Linked DNA regions of Mus musculus: all the other regions are linked to region 1. Evidence: chromatin loops called from intact Hi-C (ENCODE). Cell type or tissue: left cerebral cortex. All regions are shown on one strand.

Region 1 (5,000 bases):
ATTATATTGGTGTACTGGCTAGTTTTGTGTCAACTTGACACAGCTGGAGTTATCACAGAGAAAGGAGTTTCAGTTGAGAAAATGCCTCCATGAGATCCAACTGTAAGGCATTTTCTCAATTAATGATCAAGGGGGAAAGGCCCCTTGTGGGTGGGATCATCTCTGGGCTGGCAGTCTTGTGTTCTATAAGAGAGCAGGCTGAGCAAGCCAGGGGAAGCAAGCCAGTAAAGAACATCCCTCCATGGCTTCTGCATCAGCTCCTGCTTCCTGACCTGCTTGAGTTCCAGTCCTGACATCCTTTGGTGATGAACAGCAGTATGGAAGTGTAAGCCGAATAAATCCTTTCCTTCCCAACTTGTTTCTTGGTCATGATGTTTGTGCAGGAATAGAAACCCTGACTAAGACAAATTGGTACCAGCAGAGTGGGGTATTCCTGTGACAACCTGACCATGTTTTTGGGAGGACTGTGGAAGAACTTTGAAACTTTGGGCTTGAAGATTCATCCGTTGATAAGAGCTCTGTGGGATGTTGTGTAGGAGCTTGGAAGATAATGTTGAGAACATTGCAGAAGATGGAGGTCTGGTTTGTGAAACTTCAGAGGGAAAATTAAAGACTCTTTTCAGGGCCATTGCTGTTTTGATTGTGAAGATTCTGTAGTTCTGGTTAGCTGGGTCTGAAGAATCAGCTGTTATTAACAAGATACCAGAACTACCAAAGCAAAAACTTGGCATTACTGGGACTATTGATGCTGGTTAGCTGGAGCTAAGAAATTAGCGGTGATTAAGAAGAGACCAGCATCATTGAGGTGACATCTTCTGGGAAGTGTTTTCTGAGAGCACAAAGAGGCTGTGTTCCAGAGATGGCCAAGGTTGTACTCCTGCTGCAGCGGGACTTGGTAATATGTAAGGGTCACCCAGGTGGTACGGGGTTTGAAGGCATGAAGGGGGTCACACAAAGCAGCTGAGGCTCGGCACTGTGAGAGGCCATGGAAGGCCATTGGTGAAGGTGCAGCCTCAGTTGCAACTGAAGGCCCAGTACGGAAGGGGTCATGCAGTGTTTTGGAGATTCCAGTACCATGAGATGACCACCAAGAGCAGCAGTAGCAGTGAAGTACAGGCATCTGGAGCCTAGAGGACGATGGATGTGCTACAAAGGGCATGGCTGGAGAAGTGACCCAAGCCCTTGGAGGAGCCCAGAAGATCGTGAGTTGAATCCCAGACATTGGATGGTTGGAGATTGATTTTTGCTTTTGATTGTGACTGTGCCCTGATATTTTCCCTCTTGAAGGAAGGAACTATTTTAGTGGAGCCCACAGTTAAGAGACTTTTAATTGTAAAAAGATTTTGGATTTTACAAGAGATGGATATTTTAAAGAGATTGAAAATTTAAGAATATGTAAAGACTGTGGGACGCTTAAAGTTATTTAGACCTTGGGGATGAATAAGAATGTAAGGGTTGAGGCTTACTAGTGATGTGTTTGTGTGTCAAGTTGACAAGGGGTCAATTGTACTGGCTAGTTTTGTGTCAACTTGACACAGCTGGAGTTATCACAGAGAAAGGAGTTTCAGTTGAGGAAATGCCTCCATGAGATCCAACTGTAAGACATTTTCTCAATTAATGATCAAGGGGGAAAGGCCCCTTGTGGGTGGGACCATCTCTGGGCTGGCAGTCTTAGATTCTATAAGAGAGCAGGCTGAGCAAGCCAGGGGAAGCAAGCCAGTAAGGAACATCCCTCCATGACCTTTGTATCAGCTCCTGCTTCCTGACCTGCTTGAGTTCCAGTCCTGATATCCTTTGGTGTTGAACAGCAGTATGGAAGTGTAAGCCGAATAAATCCTTTCCTCCCCAACTTGTTTCTTGGTCATGATGTTTGTGCAGGAATAGAAACCCTGACTAAGACAATTGGAGACCTGCTCTTTGCTGAAGGGAAATGGAGGAGGAATGGACCTGGAGGAGAAGGGAGGTATGTTGGAGGAACTAGAGGGGCAACTACAGACAGAATGTATTATATAAGAAAAGACATAAAACAACAAATAACAAAGGAGAAACTGCAGGCAGGATGTATTGTATTGTATGAGAGAAGAAATAGTAAATAAATAAACAAACAAATAAGGAAATTAAAAACAACTGAGGTCACAAGATTCTGGTCTTGTTTCCCTGGAGTTTTCTCACAAGCACTCAGAATTCCCATCACAGAACTCCATTCTTGGACACTGTTCCAACAGGCTGGGGCTCCAGATGGGCTAAAAGGGAAGGAACGATTAAGCCTTCTGGGATGGGCATACTTGTCTTTGCTTCAGAGGCTGTGAGGGGAACAGTTTTTGTGAACCACATCTTTTCTCCATAACGTTTCTGTTCTGGCATGGGCCTAAAAACAATGGGACCAGCTGACCATAAAGATCCAAAATAAATCTTCCTTCCTTTAAATTGTTACTCTCAGTATTTTTCACAGGGACAAAATGTCTGAGTGATATATTCATTGCAACTTCTCCTGAAGTGAGGCGTTATGCAGATGGTAGAAGACTTAGCGAACATGAGTCATTCCACTTATTTTAAATAAAGATGAAAAGCTATGAATTTCCCATAGTCCTTTCCTCCTATATAATCAACATATGGGAAAAATACTTGTGGTACTTTTAATGTCAGCTAAGATGATAGCACCTATTTGAACCTGTAATGTTAAAAGAAATTGTATGCTAAAGTAAAAGTAGAGTCCTTGGTTATAGGTCATTTGAATTGCTATTAATATGATTTTTAATATTTTTGAGTAGGCAAATGCAGATCACCAGCTATCTCACCATTTTAGTAAGAAAAGATTGCCAGGAATGAATCTCTGCATTTTAATATTACGTTTAAAATTTGGAAGTTTAAAAGATTTTCATGTGAAAGGACTAGTCAAGGAAAAGGGAGAAAAGTAAAGGAAGAAATTTTAGAATAAAACTGTTATATTATATAAATGTACCCTATGCCCTCCCCATGTCAAATGCAGATATTTTCATTTTAATGTATATGAATATTTTTCATATTCTGTAATTTTATCTTGTAGGTTACAGGGGTGTTTGGTAGGTAATAATCCTGACTGGTTGAGTAACCTCACAGAAGAAACGTTGGCTCACACAGAACAAAAGAAAATAACTTGCCCTACTGTGAGCCCTACTCTCTGTTCGATGGGAATAATAAAGGGCAGAAACACAAGGTCCTCCTCAGGTTAGCCATTTTCATTGTGTTGATTCATATTTTAAGTTCACTATGGAACTTGTCCTCATTCTATAAATGTTTTTGTCTCTTCCCCTGCAGAGGAAGTGTGAGGGCCACAGGCACACACACATACGCTAAGACTTAGGAGAGTCTCTTTAGCCCATCTGTGCTGCTTTGGCCATGAATGATTTTCCACGGGTGAGATGTGGTTCACTGGATCCTGCCTCTAAGCAGACTGACGAGACATTCTGTGAGCCGGATTCTAGTCATATATTTTGGTGGTTATATGGGGCCTGCTGTGTCTATAATAGCTTCCCCTTGACAAGTTTATGCTCCCCTCAGTCCTCTTACCCCATTTTAGGCCTCTTCTCATACCTGATTCTGTTACTTACCATGTAGCTCTTGACTGTTATGGCTACTCAGAAATAATGATCATAAAATAGAGTGCAGGTATTTGCTGCATACCTGACACAAAAAATCAAATGGGCAGAAGTGGGTATTTTGGCAAACAGTTCACTGGAATATAGTCTGTCATGAAAGGAAGGTATGGTGTTATACCAGCTCATGGCTGTGGCAGATGTGGCTCACATCTGGATAGAGCAGGAAGGAGAGGGGAATGCTGGCATTCAGATGGCATTCTTCTTTTCCCCACTTTGGTCTGTATGGACTCTCATCGTAGTGAAGGGGCTACTACATTTACCATGTGCCTTCCTTCCTCATGTAAATCCAGAAAATGTCCTTGCAGACATGACCAAATCCAGGAGAGTCGACAATGATGATTAAACACAGAGAGAGTGGTGGTCGACAGATGCTATCTGTGCTCAGCAAGGAACATCACAATGTCCCAGACCATTCATGTTGGTATCACAGAAAGTATCATAATCTCAGTGGTTAATTCACAATAAACAAAGGTGTCTCAGTTATGGAGGGTAGGTAGACCAAATCAAGACTAAGAGTCTTTAGTATTTGGGGAGGGTAAAATGTCTGGTTTCTTTGGTGATTTTCTTGCAAAGGCCTGATTAAAGAGAATTCTGGTGTCTTTATTCTTTTATAAGGATCATTAATATCATACACTGTGAGTACTTCCCCCATCGTATGCTGACAACCTTCCAAAGTCTCTACCCATGCCATCACAAGTTTGAGCCTGAAAACTTAAATGACTAAACTTTTGTGTGTAATACAATGAAGCTGCTTTCCTCTTAGTGACAGGAAGCTCTCTAAAACAACACTCTCTAAGCACAGAGCAGGAGCCTTTTGCAACAACAGCATCATGGTTGGATGCATTCAGCAGAGGGAGCAGTACCAGCTTGCTGCTAAGGTCTGCTGACTATAGTGGATGGGGGCGGTGCCAGATGGCGATGACCTATCATATCAAGAATCTTTGGAAGGATAAATGCCTCAGCAGGACTAAAGCCTTAATAGGTGAGAACCTAGTAGGTAATGTCACCAAGCCTCCCGGGTTTGCTGAACATATGTGTGCATATCCTTTGTGCCAGTTCTTTACCAGTACTTTCTGACTCCTCTGTTACCAAGCAAGGGTTAATGTGGGTTTCCTCCTGCCACTGTTAATTTACTGTTCAGTGCTGGTGGAGGCTGTGAGAGAGGGGATTGTGGGCAAGAAAAAGGAAAGAAAAAGGTTTCTTCTGCCTTTGTGCTTCTAGTCCTGGAGCAAAAGCAGAGCAGACTGGCTAGAAGCAGAAGAGGTGAACCTGGGGACAAAGAACAGATGGAGTGTGAGGAGGGCACCAGAGAGGCAGATTCCCTGGGAACACACCGGGACGGAGTAAAAACAATGTCAGAAT
Region 2 (5,000 bases), 130 kb before region 1:
TGAAACTGAATGTTCCATGGTAGCTAGGAGACCAAGATCCTGCATCTGGATGACATAACTTGGGAAAGAAAATGAACAAGACCAAGAAAGCTTCATGAAGGCTGGAAAAGGCTCGCTGACCAGTTCTTCCCTTTCCCATTTTAGTCAATGGCAAGCTGTCAAGACTCCTTAATTAAACCCTTCTTCTGCCATATTGGCAGAACACAGTCAGTAGCAATTATGACTGCAAAGAAAATATATGTCTGAATCTTATTCTTTCTTTCTTTTTCCTTCCTTCCTTCCTTCCTTCCTTCCTTCCTTCCTTCCTCCCTTCTTTCCTTTCTTCCTTCTTTGTGTGTGTATGTGTTTAATTAATGACTTTTCCTGATGTAGGGGCACACATGTATCACAGTATTCATTAGAAGATTAGGAGATGATTCAAAGGAGTCATTTCTCAAATTCAAGTCATAGGATTAGCAGCAATCTCTTTTATGTGCTGAGCCATGTAGCCTACCAAGATTTTGTTTTAAGGTCTTTTGTTCTCCTGTATGTGCTAGTTGATCTGGGTGACAGCTGAAGCCTAGACATCACACGTCAGTGCAGAGGGGTCCCAGTGCCTGACTCTAAACACATGGGCTCAAATGCCATGCATGGTTCCCATCTTACTTGCCATGGCTGATCTTGGTTGTCAACCTTAGTGGGCTTCGAGATGCCTAGAAAACTAGAATAGCACAGTCCTAGGGGCATCTGTGTAGATGATTCCAGAGACATGTGGCAGGAGGGCTGGAGAAGTGAGCAGGGAAGATGCACTCTGAACATGAGTGGTATCAGCTCATCATCTGGGAGCCTGAATGGAACTAGAAGCAGTGCAGGGAGAAGGCTGGTAAATGATGGACCAGCTCCATCCTTACTCTCTCCCTCTTCTTTCTTTCTGTTACAAATTGAGGAAAGATTTCATTTTCCCCTGGACTTTTGCCCTGCAATCATAGGTAAATAGAAATAATCTATGAAATGGAAGTGGACATGTATGCTAATATCCATACTTAATGAACCCAAGTGCCTAAGCAGATGTACTATCTGCTCTGTGTATAATTAGACATAAAAACTAACAAAACTCCATGTGTATAGTGAAGTAACAATCTCTTTCTTTTGAACACATCATCTTGTGTACATTTTTTTTTTTTTGCAACACATGTGGGTTAGTAGCTAGAATGGATGGTTTGAAAATGTTAAGTTAAAGCTACAACTTAAGCTAAAATGCTATAGGAAGACAAAAATCAATAAAAAAAAATCACTGCTCCTCTGTAGTGATGGAAATTAAAGAGAGATCCTTAAATGTGTGGGCATATCGTTTTTTGTTTTTTTTGTTTTTTTTTTGTTTTGTTTTTTTTTTTTTTGTTTGTTTTTTTTTTAGTACTTATTCAAATGATCAAATTGTTGTTAAGTTCTCTGGGATGCCCATGATGACACCAATCATAAAGACTCAGTTATGCAGAAACAATTCCAAGTGTGTGGCATTTAGGTCAAAAGAGAATTAAATAAAATAGCATCTAAAACCCAAATTTTCTTTTGTGTTGCTTAGCATAAATAATACTGGAATCTCTCAGGGTCCCTGGCCAGTAGGTAGGGATGAGGCAGTAAACATGTGCCTTCTCTGAAACTGTGTGCACAATGATTGATGGTATTCAGTCAGCACGCCTTGATCAATCTTGCAACTGTTGAACAAAGAGAGTTAGCCACGGAACTGACACCCATGTGCCAGTTAAGCACATGGCTTTATGCTCCTATTGCTCCATTTTAGAGCTCTATTTCTCAGGAGGCAAAGGTTGATATTATGCAAAGAAAAGTATTTTATTGATTCATATAACTGAGAAACTAAAAAGGACTAAATCCAAGTGCATCTGAATTCAGCAGCTTACATATTGGATATAGTAGCTCGTCTGGGTCTTATGCCCAGCTTGGCCATACTTTCTTCCATGTTTTTGCTTCATTTTTAGGGTCCATGTGGTCACAAGATGGCAGCAGCTGCTCCAGCCTACACCTCAAGTTAAAGCCAAAAGGAAGGGGGTGTTGTTCTTTCTGTTTAAATAGCCCTTGCTGGTTGCTCAAGTAAAAGCCCTAAGATTAACTCTGATTTATTCTGACTGACTTGGCCAGATCTAACTGTCTATTCTTGGATCAATTTCTGCAGCCAGGGGAATTCAGAGTTCCGAGTGGCAAATCTAGGCCTTTTGTCCCAGTCCCTGGAAGGAGTAATTAAGAACTAACTCAAGTGCCTGGATTTAAAGTTAAGCAGTGCTGCAGTTACTGTAAGAAAGAGGAGTTGGGTGCAAGAGCATCAAAACTACCCAGTATGCCTTTATCATATTTATTATATTCAAGTTAATTCAATAAGAAAATGGAGGGTAGAAACTCTAAGTGTGGAAAGAGAAACAGAGCTGTGACACTGTCCCCATGTCACTTGCTGAGTCTGTGATCCCAGGATAATTATAATTGGTTTGATCTTACTTTTGCCAGCTGCAAAGTGCAGATAATATTTTCTTTCTGCCTACCCCTCAGGTGACTATGAAGAACCAAAAAGATGTTTGTGATAAAAGTCACAATATGATGTTCACTGGACAGCTTATGCAGGAACTGCTGTGCAGCCTTTAAGCCTTAAGATACTTCTCTGCAGTAGATACTAGTACAAAAGTTCAGTTTTATGTGGGACAGGGGTTGAGAGTGTCTGCGTAATTACACAGTATTAAGTGATTGAGGCAACACTGATGCTTGTTCCGCTATAAACATCTTAATGATAGTTACTCTAATCCAAATATAAAACTGGATTTCATTAATTTTGAGTCACATTTTGCTTCATGCCCTAAATAAACTCTATTCCATACTAAAAACAAACAAACAAACAAACAAACAAACAAGCAAAAAATAGCATAAACCTTAAAACTGATGGTTAGGATCCAGTAATGGTAGGTTAGTCACTATCAGACTAGGAATTAATTTTGGTCACGGTTGTCTATATTGATGTTATTTCAATCAAGCCAGCTGTGTGTTGAGTTCAAATGCCAAGCAAAATGCTGTGAATATATCTTCCTACTATCCGGAGTTCAAAAGAAAGTTGCTTATCAGAAAGATATAGAAAAAGCAATGGAATACATAGGAGAACAGGAAGCCAATATTCATCCCTATGAAAATAGATATGACTTCATATATTCTTATTGCTTGAAAATTAACATATTTTTCTATGACAATGACCACATGCTTTATAGTATCTCAAAAAGGAAATGTCCTGAAAATAAATCTATGTTATGTTTGTTACTAAAAATGTAATAAAGGGTTGACAGTCACATGCCATGATTTATGAACGTCATAATAAATTTATATTACTGCTATTTTTGTCTTAGATGTGAGTGTGCTGTTAAATATTGATGTACAAACAACTCTCCAAGGGCTTTCTAATTAAAAAATGTTGAACAATAAGAAGGCATGTGCCATAGATTAACCGGCATCAGTGCACTTTATTGTAAGCATACAAAATATTTACATTTCTTGTAGTTCATGGTTTTAGATCTTGCAGGAATTGCATGTATTGCACTGCTACTGGAACAAAGAAATGAGAGAGCTTTATATTTTAATCAGTTTTTCCTTACAGAACCATTCTGAGACAACTATTTTCAGGAATTTTAATTTAAAAGAGAAATCACCTGAGATTTCTGGAGAAATCTAATAAATCTTAAGTGTGTTATTTCTCATGAAAAAGACAACAGTAAGGGAACTTGAGCATAGTGGCACAGGCCTTTAGTCCCAGCGTTAGGAACGCAGAGAGGTAGGCAGACTTCTGTGAGTTCTAGACCAACCTAGACCTACTTACTCAACCAGGTTTGTTAGTGAACTATTAATAAAAAAAAAAAAAGAACAGAACAGAACAGAAAAGAACAGAAAAGAAAAGAAAAGTTGTTGACTTTAAAATGGAAACAAGTGCATATTTCCCTCAGGCCAAGAAACTACTCAACCTTGCCTTTTCCCAAAACTTGGCTCTGTTTAGGTAAACAAGTTTGAGTTAATTTTCAGTTAACCCTTACTCCTTTCTCCTCCTCCTCTTCCTCTCCCTTTTTATTGTTTTCTCAGACAATACATACCAACTGCAGCCTCCCCTTCCTCCACCCCTCACACCTTCCTTCTCCTCCAGATCCACTGCTTCTCCAATTTCTGTCTCTCAGAAAAGTGTGGGCCTCTAGGAATATTAACTGAACACATTATAATAACTTACAATAAAACTAGGCAAAACCCTCATATCAAGGCTGGACAAGGCAATCCGGGAGGAGGAAAAGGATCCCCCAAACAGGCAGAGGATTCAGAGACACCCCTTCTCTCCCTGTTAGGAGTCCCACAAAACAGAACAAACAAAACAAAAAAACAAACAACAACAACAACAACAACAACAAAATCATGAGCTAAACAACCACAACATGTATGCAGAGGACTTAGCACAGACCCATGCAGACTGTAATTGCTGTTTCAGTCTCTATGAGCCCTGGGTAATTGATTGTGTGGGCTATGTCATCCTAGCATCCTTGGTCTCTCTGGGTTCCTAAAATCAACCCCCCTTCTTCTGTGGGGTTCCCTAGGCTCTGCCTAATGTTTGGGTCTCTGCATTGTCTCATATCAGCTGCTGGAGAAAGCATCTCTGAAGATGATTGGCTTAGGCACTGGTTTATAGTAGATTTATAGTAGATTATGATTAAAAGTCATTTCATTGACTTTTTTTGGCCAGTTGTGTTTGGTTCTACCCTCTGTCTCTGGGCCATCCAGCTACCATTTCCTGGCATGAGAAGAAACCTATGCTTAACAATGCCTGGATGACCAATTAACTCTTTGAGGATGAAGATAGCTATCAAGTATCAGCCATCTTTATCTTCTTATCAGCTCTATTAGCTTAATACAGGTAATTTAGTTTGTTGCTATTGTTGCTAAAAGTTACACTGTCATCTCTAGATAAAAAGTTCATTGAGGAGAGAAGAGATCAG
Region 3 (5,000 bases), 280 kb before region 1:
AGAAATGTGCAAGTCTAGGGACACAGGCAAAGGAGTCTTTTTTTTTTTTTTTTTTTTTTTTAAGAGCATGAACATTAATACATCTTCTTGAGGTTTGATGGGACATGTACTGCCTACTGCCCCATCTGGTGCTTATGATAGCATGGCATATTAGCATGCTTCAAGTTCATAATGTATTCAGGGGAGGAAACATCTCTTGCATACCAATTAAGGCATCCTCTCTTTCAGAACTGCTTTTGAATTTCAATGATGTTTATATCTTCCAAGCTGTGTCTGAACAGAGCATTTCCGCTCTGAGGAATAACACTGGAGGGAGAGAAAAGAGAGAGAGAGAGAGAGAGAGAGAGAGAGAGAGAGAGAGAGAGAGAGAGAGAGAGAAAAGAAAGGGCTATCCCTCTGTTAATGTATATGCCTCTCTTTTTTTCTTGAAGAAAGCATAAGTAGACTTCAATATTATATTGGTCTATGAATTCATTTATTTTCCTCTTCTGGAAACCACAAAGTATTTGATCACATACATATTGCATTAAATCCTTTTTGTCTTTGGAAACGTATGTAGAGAGAGTAACTACAGAAGACAACTGTTCTTCATAGGTAAGCCACTTTCTGAGGAGGAGTTGTCTGTCTAAGAGCATATGACGCTGCTTGGCACCCAGTGTCCCGTTGTCCATTCAGCAAACACTTCTTCAAGGAGCCCCTGCTCTAAAAGAGGCGCATTTAGAGATGCTGTGCATTCCTAGTCAGCAAGACTTGTCAATTTCTCCTCCTGTTCGGATCTGAAAGGGGGGAGATAAACTTTAAACAGAGAAAGAGATGCACTAGGTAATTTCAGAGAGGGATAAAGCAGCTAATAAAACAGCTGAAGGGCGGCTTAGGTGCGAGCATGGGACGCCCATTTAGATTGGGTTGTCAGGGAATGTACCTTTAAGAATGTGACATTTTTCCTGAGGTCTGAGTGCCAGGAAGATTCAGTGGCCTAGAAATATCAAATGTATCTCCTTGGAGATGCAAGTATGATTGACATTTAGCCATGGCAGGGTAGCTTGAACCAAGTTCAGGGCTAGCCAGCCCAGCGTTCTGAGTTGATTTGTTTGTTTTGTTTTGTTTTGTTTTGTTTTGTTTTGTTTTGTATTTTCCTCTTTTATTTGTGTGTCTGGAAGGCATCAGAGACTTTAAGCTAGTAAGTGACAGGATCAAAATTGGTTTTTCAGAAGATAAATTGAGCTGCTTCTGTGTCTTCCATTTAGTAAGCATCCTCTATAATGGAAGGGGGAGATGAGTTTTAAATTCATTGAGGTTTGCACTTAAATTGGCATTAGCATGGATTATTATTTATTTTAATCACTTGGTTTGGCTAAGTAATTTTTGAGGCATGGTCTCATGTCCAGGGTGGCCCTGAACTCACTAAGTAATGCCTGTTCTCTCTGAACTCACGCATCTCCTGTTTCCACTCCCAAGTGCTAGATTATAGGCATGTGCCACATTCTGTCCAGCATATACTGCCAGGGCATACAACCATCTCTTGGATTTTAGCCTAGCTATTCGCTTGGTGTTTGACTCTGAGTGGCCATTTTACCTCCTTCATCTTAGGCCATCAGACTTTCTGAAAAAGAAAACTTATGCCCCAAACTGTAGGATTGCTGTGAAAATCAAAAGAGGTGATTTTCTAAAAAGCCTCATGCCTAGGAATTGCCTGCTCTGCCAAGGATACATTCATTCCAATCCAATGTGGTTGGAGGGAATACAGCAGTTCATAGTGTACTGTTGGTTGACATTCAAAGCAGTGATATAAACTACATGCTTCCCCTTACTCATAACCTGCCTTGTGAGTTTCAATATTAGTGTTCTTGATTATTAGCATTTTGTCATTTATTTCAGTATATGTCTATATCACACACACACACACACACACACACACACACACATATTTTCCCCCCCGAAGATATTTTTTTTTTTAGTCATAAAGAAGAAGCCAAATTGCTTTTTGAACTGGGATGAAAATCTTGGTTACACGAAAGATATTATAAAGATTTTAAATTAACATAGTAACTGATTATTAGTTATTTGCATGATTATTAGTTACTAGCCTCTGAAAGAGCATTCTTTAGTACAACCACATAAAGTAAATAAAGAATCCCTTAGCTTCTGCATAAATAATGTGCTTAATTGCAATAAAAAAATCCTCATCATTTTTATATTCTGCAAAGTAACACTTAGCTTATTAAAATTTCTGTAGCATTGTGGTATTGGGGTGGAGGCAGATTGAATGTCTAAGTAGATAGAGTTAATGTTACTCCTGCCTTTGACCCAAGTACTAAATATGTGTGTATATGTGTATATGTGTGTGTGGGGGGTGCTGACTGAATTGTTATATGACTGTTTTTGGTGAGATTGCTTTGGTTATATGATTGTTTTTGGTATCTTATTTTTTGTGATTTTTCCTGAAATATTCAGAGCAACAAGTCATGCTTGAGGAATGTGGAGGGGGGAGTAGTGTGGGCGAGTCATGCAGATTTAGGCAGCACTTAGGAGATTCTTGAAATGTTTTCTGATGTCCAGGAGCACTCTATGGAGCTGGTGACATCTGCGTGTTGTATGAGAGAAGTCATACCAATTGCTGTGCATTCTTGCTGGAATGTAGTTTAAAGAGTGGGTCGGTAGAGGGTGAGAAGACTGGGAAGAGGAAGTAAGTCACTGTTGAGAGCAAAGCATCTGACTGTTGGGCCGGAGATTTTCCGTTTGCCTTAGTTAAGTACTAGTTGATGATGGACCTCTTTGAGTAGGGAGGGGCTTGGGAGCTGTCTGGAGAATTTGGAGGGAACTGTGGACCATTGGCCTGTGCATGCCTTCCTGGAGTTGTCTGTCTGACCATTTCCAGTTTCCTTTCTAGAATGCTTCATACAGTAGGAGTCATTTCCTTGAGGTAAAAGAAAGATCAGAGTGCTCAAGGGAGATAGGTCCATTCACCAGTCTGAGCTAAGGTCCGCCGGGCAGGGGCTGTAGTCCAGCCTATGTGGAGCTACTGTGTCTAGCTCAGGTGAGAGGTCATTTTAGTCGTTTGGCTTGGGTGGTATAATACTACAGAGCACACTGCCATATTTCTCCTCTTATCTGGTAAGGACAGTAATCATACCTTAACTATCCCATTTATGCTCATAGTCAGTTTTAGTTACTTGGCAACTGAGCCCTTCGTGTTGTCCAGTTTCCCCACCTGTTGTTCTGTAGTAGTGGAAACAACTCTCTGTCGCCTTCTCCGTGTTCGGTTTCCTGGGCATTTCAGGACACACTAGACACAGTTATTTACATAAACTAAGCTTGTCACATTCAAAAGACCGAGCTAGGTTTCAAATGTATAGCTTTCTGTCTCTCTTTCTTATTCTTTCTATTCCCCTTTTTGTTTCTCTTTCTTTTCCCCCTTCTCTTAGCTGGCTCTCATGATGTAGCTCAGCATGTTTTAGAGCTAACCCTCTACTTCAGCTTCCCAAGTGCTAGGTCCAGCAGCATGAACCACCATGAGGCAGGGGACAGTTTGCTTACCTGCCTTTGTTCCCATGTCCCACCTCTCCACCCCTGTCTTCTTTGTCCAGTATATTTTACAGCATTGTTAGGTATGGAAATGCACAGCAAGTTTTAGTCACTATAAAGGCACATTGTATGTTCAGGTGCTTAGTGACAATGTCAGACCTCATTTTACTAATGAAAGGAAGTTAGGGACTGTATAGTGTTTATTGATTTCTCTTGGATGCTGAGGAAAGCAGAAGGTTTTGGAGGTCTGGAAAAACAAACAAACAGAGTGTATGGGGTGCTCATTCAAGCAGTATAGATTCATTGTAAATGTTTACATAGGATGTGAATTGTTTATTGAAAATAGATCATTTGAGCTGTTTCGCTTGGTGAACAAGCCACTTGGCAACATTGCTATTGTGGCTCTGTCTGAACACACAGACAACATATACTGCTTCTTTGGATCTTTCTTCATCCGTGCAACAAGTCTATATCTATTATTATCATGCTTTGCTCAGAGTTCTGGGGATTGAACCCAGGGGCCTCCTGTGTGCCAAGCATGTGCTCTCTGCCTGAGATGTAACCCCAGCCTTGACTCTTAACCTGAAAGAATTGTGTCATCTTTACTTAAGGCACTGTGCCACTGCCCAGGCTCAGCTCCTGGACTTGGGTTTCCTCTGCTGTCCATCTGTGTCATGTAGGCAGGTGTGCAGCAGATGTTGTTGGAAGTACTAAGTCGATTAAGTAAGTGGGAGCAACATTGTGACATCCGTTGTCCTGAGATGACCTGGGAGGCAGTTGGAAGCCAACGATCTGAGATGAAAAACTCTTAATCATTTTTTAGGGCCTAGTACAATAAATGTTTAGTTTTGTTTGAACATAAATATGGTGATGAATGTTTCAGAAAAATGCTTGTAGGTCAGTTTTGTCAGAGCACTAATTCATGCTTTCTTTGTACATACTGAGTTCTTAATGCCTGAAACATCTTTTCATAGCCACTGGGGCAAGTCAAGGTAGGTAGAATTTTGAATTTTTAGTTTCTTGTGTGTGTGTGTGTGTGTGTGTGTGTGTGTGTGTGTGTAAATGTAGTGGTCAGACTTCCCCTGTAGGTGCTTTTGTCTGCCAAGGCAGGCGAAAATCCTTGCTTTCATAGTGTTAATATTTTAATGAATAGGAACAGACACTCCACAGACACTAAATAGCAGAGGAGTTGGGCTGTGTAATTATTATGAAAGATAGCCAAGCAAGAAGAAGGAGAGTCCGGCCCATGAGATCAGGGTACAAACTTCGTTTAGGTGCTTGAGATGGGCTTGAGAAGGGATGTTAGAGTGAAGATCTGAGGTAAGCGATGGAAAAAAACCACACAGCTACAGGGGATGAGCCATTGTGTCTGGGAATGACATGCAGGCTGATATGTGACAGGGGTGGTTTGAGGAACAGAAAGAATAAGTCGAGGATGGGCAAGATAGCAGGGAGAGGGCTTGAAAGAGTTCTTT
Region 4 (5,000 bases), 320 kb after region 1:
GGAAGACAACACATCCAAGAAAATAAGGGCAGTACAAATGGACTTGATGGATGGGGGTAGTGGGAAAGAGGCACAAAGATGTGTGCACAGGACAGGTGGGGAAGTAGATCTACCGAGAGTTGGGAAGGGGTAAATATAGTCAAAATAGATTTTATTAAGTTCTCAAAGAATTTACTTTAAAAAGGAATATAATGAAAATACTAGAATATATACTTTCTGGCCTTTTATCTAAAAGTTCTATTGATCATTAATTCCTATCATTTCTGAGTATTTCTGCTGATGGGCTTGTCTTCTAAGTACTTTTTCCACATTTATATTGAATTTTACCATATGATGGCCACTATAATATTACATTATTGTGTGTTCTGATTATATTGTCTACTTTGAAAGAACATTGGATTCTATTCTGGAAGTCAAGATCATTATCATTGTCATTGTTGTTATTTGAAAGCTGGGTTTTCAGCCTTGTTGTGGCATGTTTTGAATGATCCTTATTCCCTAATCAGTTTGGTATCACTCTTAAGGTCTGCCCTCCCAGAAGCTCTTCTGCTTGTTCCAAGTATTTACTTCATTGCTTATCCATTCCAGATAACAATAGCATTCATGTTTCCCAATCCAAAGAAATCTTGGTTGTAAATGGTTTTCTTTTTCAGTCCATGCTTTGCATAGTTGTCTTTGACCAGTGTTGCTCTTTGTCCAGCCTCATTGATACCAACACAATACTCAACCAACAATCTAGCCCAGTTTGTCCACAGCAAAGGAATTAGCAAGATACAAAATCCCGATGAATTTTTGTAGCTCTTTATTGACATAGCTTTGTCTTAATCTATATTCTTTAACAATAGATTCTTCTCATTATTGTAAATAGCGTCTTTAAGAAAAACAGCTATTTTGTCTAAAACTAATCTTTGATAAGATGTGATGTTCTTAGTCTACTACCTTAGCAAACTTTAAAAATCATTAAAACCCCAAATATATCTACTCTCATCTGTCATTACATTGATCATCTTCTCACTTGTGAATGAAAATTCATATACAATGACAGTACTAAGAAATTTTTGATTGATATGTATTATTTATGAGTTATAATCTTTCTAATTTTTCTGCTTTCTTTGCTCTAGGTATGTTAAAAATCCCCTTCTAAACTGAGATGCATAAAATAAACTAGTCAACATTACACTAGATCTCAGATAATTTTCATTGCTCTGAGATGAAATTCTACAAGTTATTCATCATTCTCAAAGCTTCTCATTCCCTCCAGATGTAAGCAAGCAGTAATCTCGTTCCTTTCTCCCTGCTAATCTATTATGGACATTTTATTTTAAGCAGGAACAAACAGCATGGAGTCTTTTATGAAAATTCTTTTACCTTAGTATAATGTTTCTTCACGTTTATCCATGTTGCAGCATGTAGTAGTATTGCATTCATTTTTTTCCTTTTCCATTTTTTATTAGGTATTTAGCTCATTTACATTTCCAATGCTATACCAAAAGTCCCTCATAGCCACCCACCCCCACTCCCCTACCCACCCACTCCCCCTTTTTGGCCCTGGCGTTCCCCTGTACTGGGGCATATAAAGTTTACGTGTCCAATGGGCCTCTCTTTCCAGTGATGGCCGACTAGGCCATCTTTTGATACATTGCATTCATTGAATATGTAATATCTCATGGTGACATGATAATTATTTTAGTTTTTTGTTCATTTATTAAGGGACATTTATATTATTTTAAATTTTGGGTTTCATGAAATAATGTCAACATAAACATTCAAAATGCCTATGAAATGAACCATAAGACATTGCCATATCTAGCAGAGCTTTGTTTTGGAAACCCCGTGAGGCAGCAGGGGCCATGAAGGAATGAAGAAAAGACAGACACACAAACACCCACAGGTTTAAATTTTTCACAACATTGAGAATTTAGGAAACCTTGAAATAGTTTGTGTAGTTGATCAAATTGTTTTAATTTACTATTTCCCACACATTGATAAAAGTGCTTAACACTAATGATTTTAGTTCCTTCTAACTATCTGTATACAGTTAAGTATTTCATATCACAAAGTAGAATCCTATGGATTGGACTGTGTTGGTCGCTAACAAATTGGTGCTCACTCCACCTTATTCATCAGGATTATACAGTTCATTCAACAAACTGGCAGCTTTATACTTTAATTTCTACAAAGGCCACCAGTGTTTATTGTGATTTCTCCTTAAGCCAGGGTTTTATCTCTCTATTCTTTGACTGTGAATTGAGTAAAGCCAAGTTTCTTCTTGAAATCAGAACTGATTCTACTGTGTCCAACGGGAATTTTTTTTTTAAATCTCAGAATATAAATAGTTTAAAGAAACGTTTCCCCTACTGTAAATGGCACACAGATGGTGCTTCACTGTGCTCTAAATCAATTCCAAAAATGTGCAACATCCGCAAGGAGAAGAACTGAGGAGGCTGAAGTTCCATGAAGTCCTTAGAACTTGAGAATAGTTTTTTAGATTTAGATTAGAATTTTATTATTTACAAAGTTGTATGAATGGAAAAGCAAATTCTTAAGAAATAACTTTGAAGACTTTTAACTGTGTCTACTAAATTGTTTTAATTTGTATTATATACTATTCCATGGGTAGGAAGAGTAAATACTCAAATATTTCTGACTTCACCCCCATACTCTGGCTAGCATTTGTGTTCACAGATGGAGCTTTTTAACAATTTTATTTGGATTCCATTCTTCCTCAAAAGATTTATCATCTGTTTCCAGAATTCTATCTACATTTTTTTTTAGGTTTAGTTATTCCCCTTTCCTTTCATGTCTCTTCTCTTACTTCACACTGTGTCTTTATACTTAGCTTTAAACCTGGATGCTGGTAAAAGTGAGAGAGAAGCAGGTGAGCAAATCAGAAAAGAAAGGAAGACAGGAGCAAGCACAGCATCAGGGACTCACATGACTCTGGAAAGAGTTGGCATGTGCCAAAAAGTTCTAGTGCAGAGAGAGAGAGAGAGAGAGAGAGAGAGAGAGAGAGAGAGAGAGAAACTATTGTCACGATTTCTGTCAGTGATCTATAAGGTGTGCCAGTATTAACAGCCCTGAGATTGTTGGAATCTAAGAAACATAGTAACAATGTTAATGAAAGCAAACAGTATTTGGTTAGATACTGTCTTGTTCTGAACAAATGTGTGAATCTGAGTTCTCAGAATCAGATAAGGATCTCAAATTAGAAAGATAAATCACACTGCACACCTTTTGAAAATCCCATGTGGATACCTGCCTACTACTGCAAAAGTTTCCTAAACACAAACACACACACAAACACATGTACACACACATACACACATATACATACACACACATACATACATACACACATTTAACTCTATAAATTTTGTTGAAATATAGTAATATTGTTGTCCTGTTACATGGCAACAATGCTCCTACCAGAGGCCAACCATTAAAAAACCCCATACAAAGAATGAGATAGCTCTTTTGGAAGTGCTACCTAGTGAAGCCCTATAGATCCCCAAACATTACAGGCCAATGCTTTTGGTTACCCTCTAGAACATTAAGCTGAGACACTATTACTGAAGATATCATTTAGTTGAGTCATGGAACCTGGATGAGTCAAGCTGGTACTGTCCTAAAAACTCATCCTATTGGCTAGCTTTCATAGTACTCAATATTGTATGTACACTAATGGAGGAAAAAAGGAATTATAATTTTTATCCAGCCATGAGCAATGTGAGCTACAGCAATAATGGGCCTGAGAAGACATGCCGCTGGTACAATAGTGGCACAAATACCACTGAAATAACCAACTATGTTATGATTGGATTCAAGTCCACTCTACAAGATGACACTCATATCGGGCACTTGTATTAGGCCAAGAATATGTTGCTACACAAGTCACCGGTCCTAAGAAGGAATCTACTATTATTATTCTGCTAAAATGATGCAGCATTAGGTTGACTCTTAATGACATTGTTATCATAGATTAATGAATCTTTCCAACCTTATCAGAGAAGTTTCTATTTGCAGAAGATAATAGAGGAGCACAAGCAGTCAAGGTGAGGAGAATATGATACTTTGAATCTCTCACCCTAAATAGAATATCTATTTAATACCCCTCCTCCCAGTGCTCAGAGATTATTGTGGAAGACAGAATAGAAAGAGTGAAAGAGCCAGAGGCTAGGATAACTACAAGGAAACACTATCTTCTGGACACATCAACAGCTTACACGAAACATTTATAAGCTCAAGCCAGAAAAATTCCAGTGTGGATAGAGAAAATAGTACAAAGTCCCATCTCTCACCAAGGAGATATTGGCAATTGATAGCTTCTTGGAAAGGCAGTGTCTGGTTGCTTTAAGAGTGTAGCCCTTGGAAAGTTGACAACATTCTGGTGAAGGGCACACCATATATATAATATATATTATATACATACATATTATATACATATGCATGTATATACATACAAAAATACATTCACATACAAGAATATATTCACATACAAGAATATATTCACATAGATTCTTTTAAACGTGAAGGTTATTAAAAGAAAAAAGCCTAGCATTGGTTGGGTGGTAAAGATTAGGTAGAACTTGGAGGAGTAGAGGGTGAATATAATCAAAATACATTGTATAAAATTCTCAAAGTATTGATTAAAAAATTAAAAAGAACTAAAATCAAAACTAGAAAAAGAAATAAATAGCTGATAAAGGTTCTGGACAAGCATATGCATGCCATAATCGAAGGATAATACTTCTCCCACCTACATTCAAAGCGCTCTATTCAGTATCTCAATGTGTAAGTCCTGCTGTGTCCTAGTTTGCAGAAAAAAGTGGTAAATGGACCCTGGTCACAAGGAATCACTAGTTAAGTCAGATTGACAAAGAACTTCCATTTACCTCAGGAAGCTTTAGGGCTGTTGACCTCTGGGGATCTACAGTTAATGAAGTTAATTTTTCCATTGTTAAAGGCTCTATTTTGTTATTTAGATGGATGTAGAACTGTGT

The links. Peaks named below come from ENCODE experiments on the same cell type or tissue, not always from the same donor. Only the 100,000 strongest peaks of a DNase experiment are listed, where the experiment ranks them.
Region 2: it touches region 1 in a loop (10-fold over the local background); 2 of 42 quality-filtered maps call a loop at or near these places.
Region 3: it touches region 1 in a loop (2.4-fold over the local background); 2 of 42 quality-filtered maps call a loop at or near these places.
Region 4: it touches region 1 in a loop (2.8-fold over the local background); 2 of 42 quality-filtered maps call a loop at or near these places.

The regions. Positions count from the first base shown.
Region 1 is chr4:14,073,182-14,078,181 of GRCm38, forward strand. No RefSeq gene overlaps it. Among named protein-coding and RNA genes, the nearest start is that of Gm24068, 4.3 kb to the right of the region's middle. In left cerebral cortex, no CTCF peak of the experiment used is centred here; DNase peaks (open chromatin) are centred at 1,941, 2,366, 3,327, 4,515 and 1 more place; H3K27ac peaks cover 1,909 bases.
Region 2 is chr4:13,947,050-13,952,049 of GRCm38, forward strand. The region is part of intron 2 of Gm11823 (a long non-coding RNA gene); the gene reads right to left. Among named protein-coding and RNA genes, the nearest start is that of Gm11823, 46 kb to the right of the region's middle. In left cerebral cortex, CTCF peaks have their summits at 2,069 and 2,278; a DNase peak (open chromatin) is centred at 2,054; H3K27ac peaks cover 277 bases.
Region 3 is chr4:13,797,000-13,801,999 of GRCm38, forward strand. The region is part of intron 1 of Runx1t1 (RUNX1 translocation partner 1); the gene reads left to right. Among named protein-coding and RNA genes, the nearest start is that of Runx1t1, 15 kb to the left of the region's middle. In left cerebral cortex, no CTCF peak of the experiment used is centred here; DNase peaks (open chromatin) are centred at 89 and 2,644; H3K27ac peaks cover 746 bases.
Region 4 is chr4:14,393,108-14,398,107 of GRCm38, forward strand. No RefSeq gene overlaps it. Among named protein-coding and RNA genes, the nearest start is that of Gm2560, 100 kb to the left of the region's middle. In left cerebral cortex, no CTCF peak of the experiment used is centred here; DNase peaks (open chromatin) are centred at 2,379 and 2,697.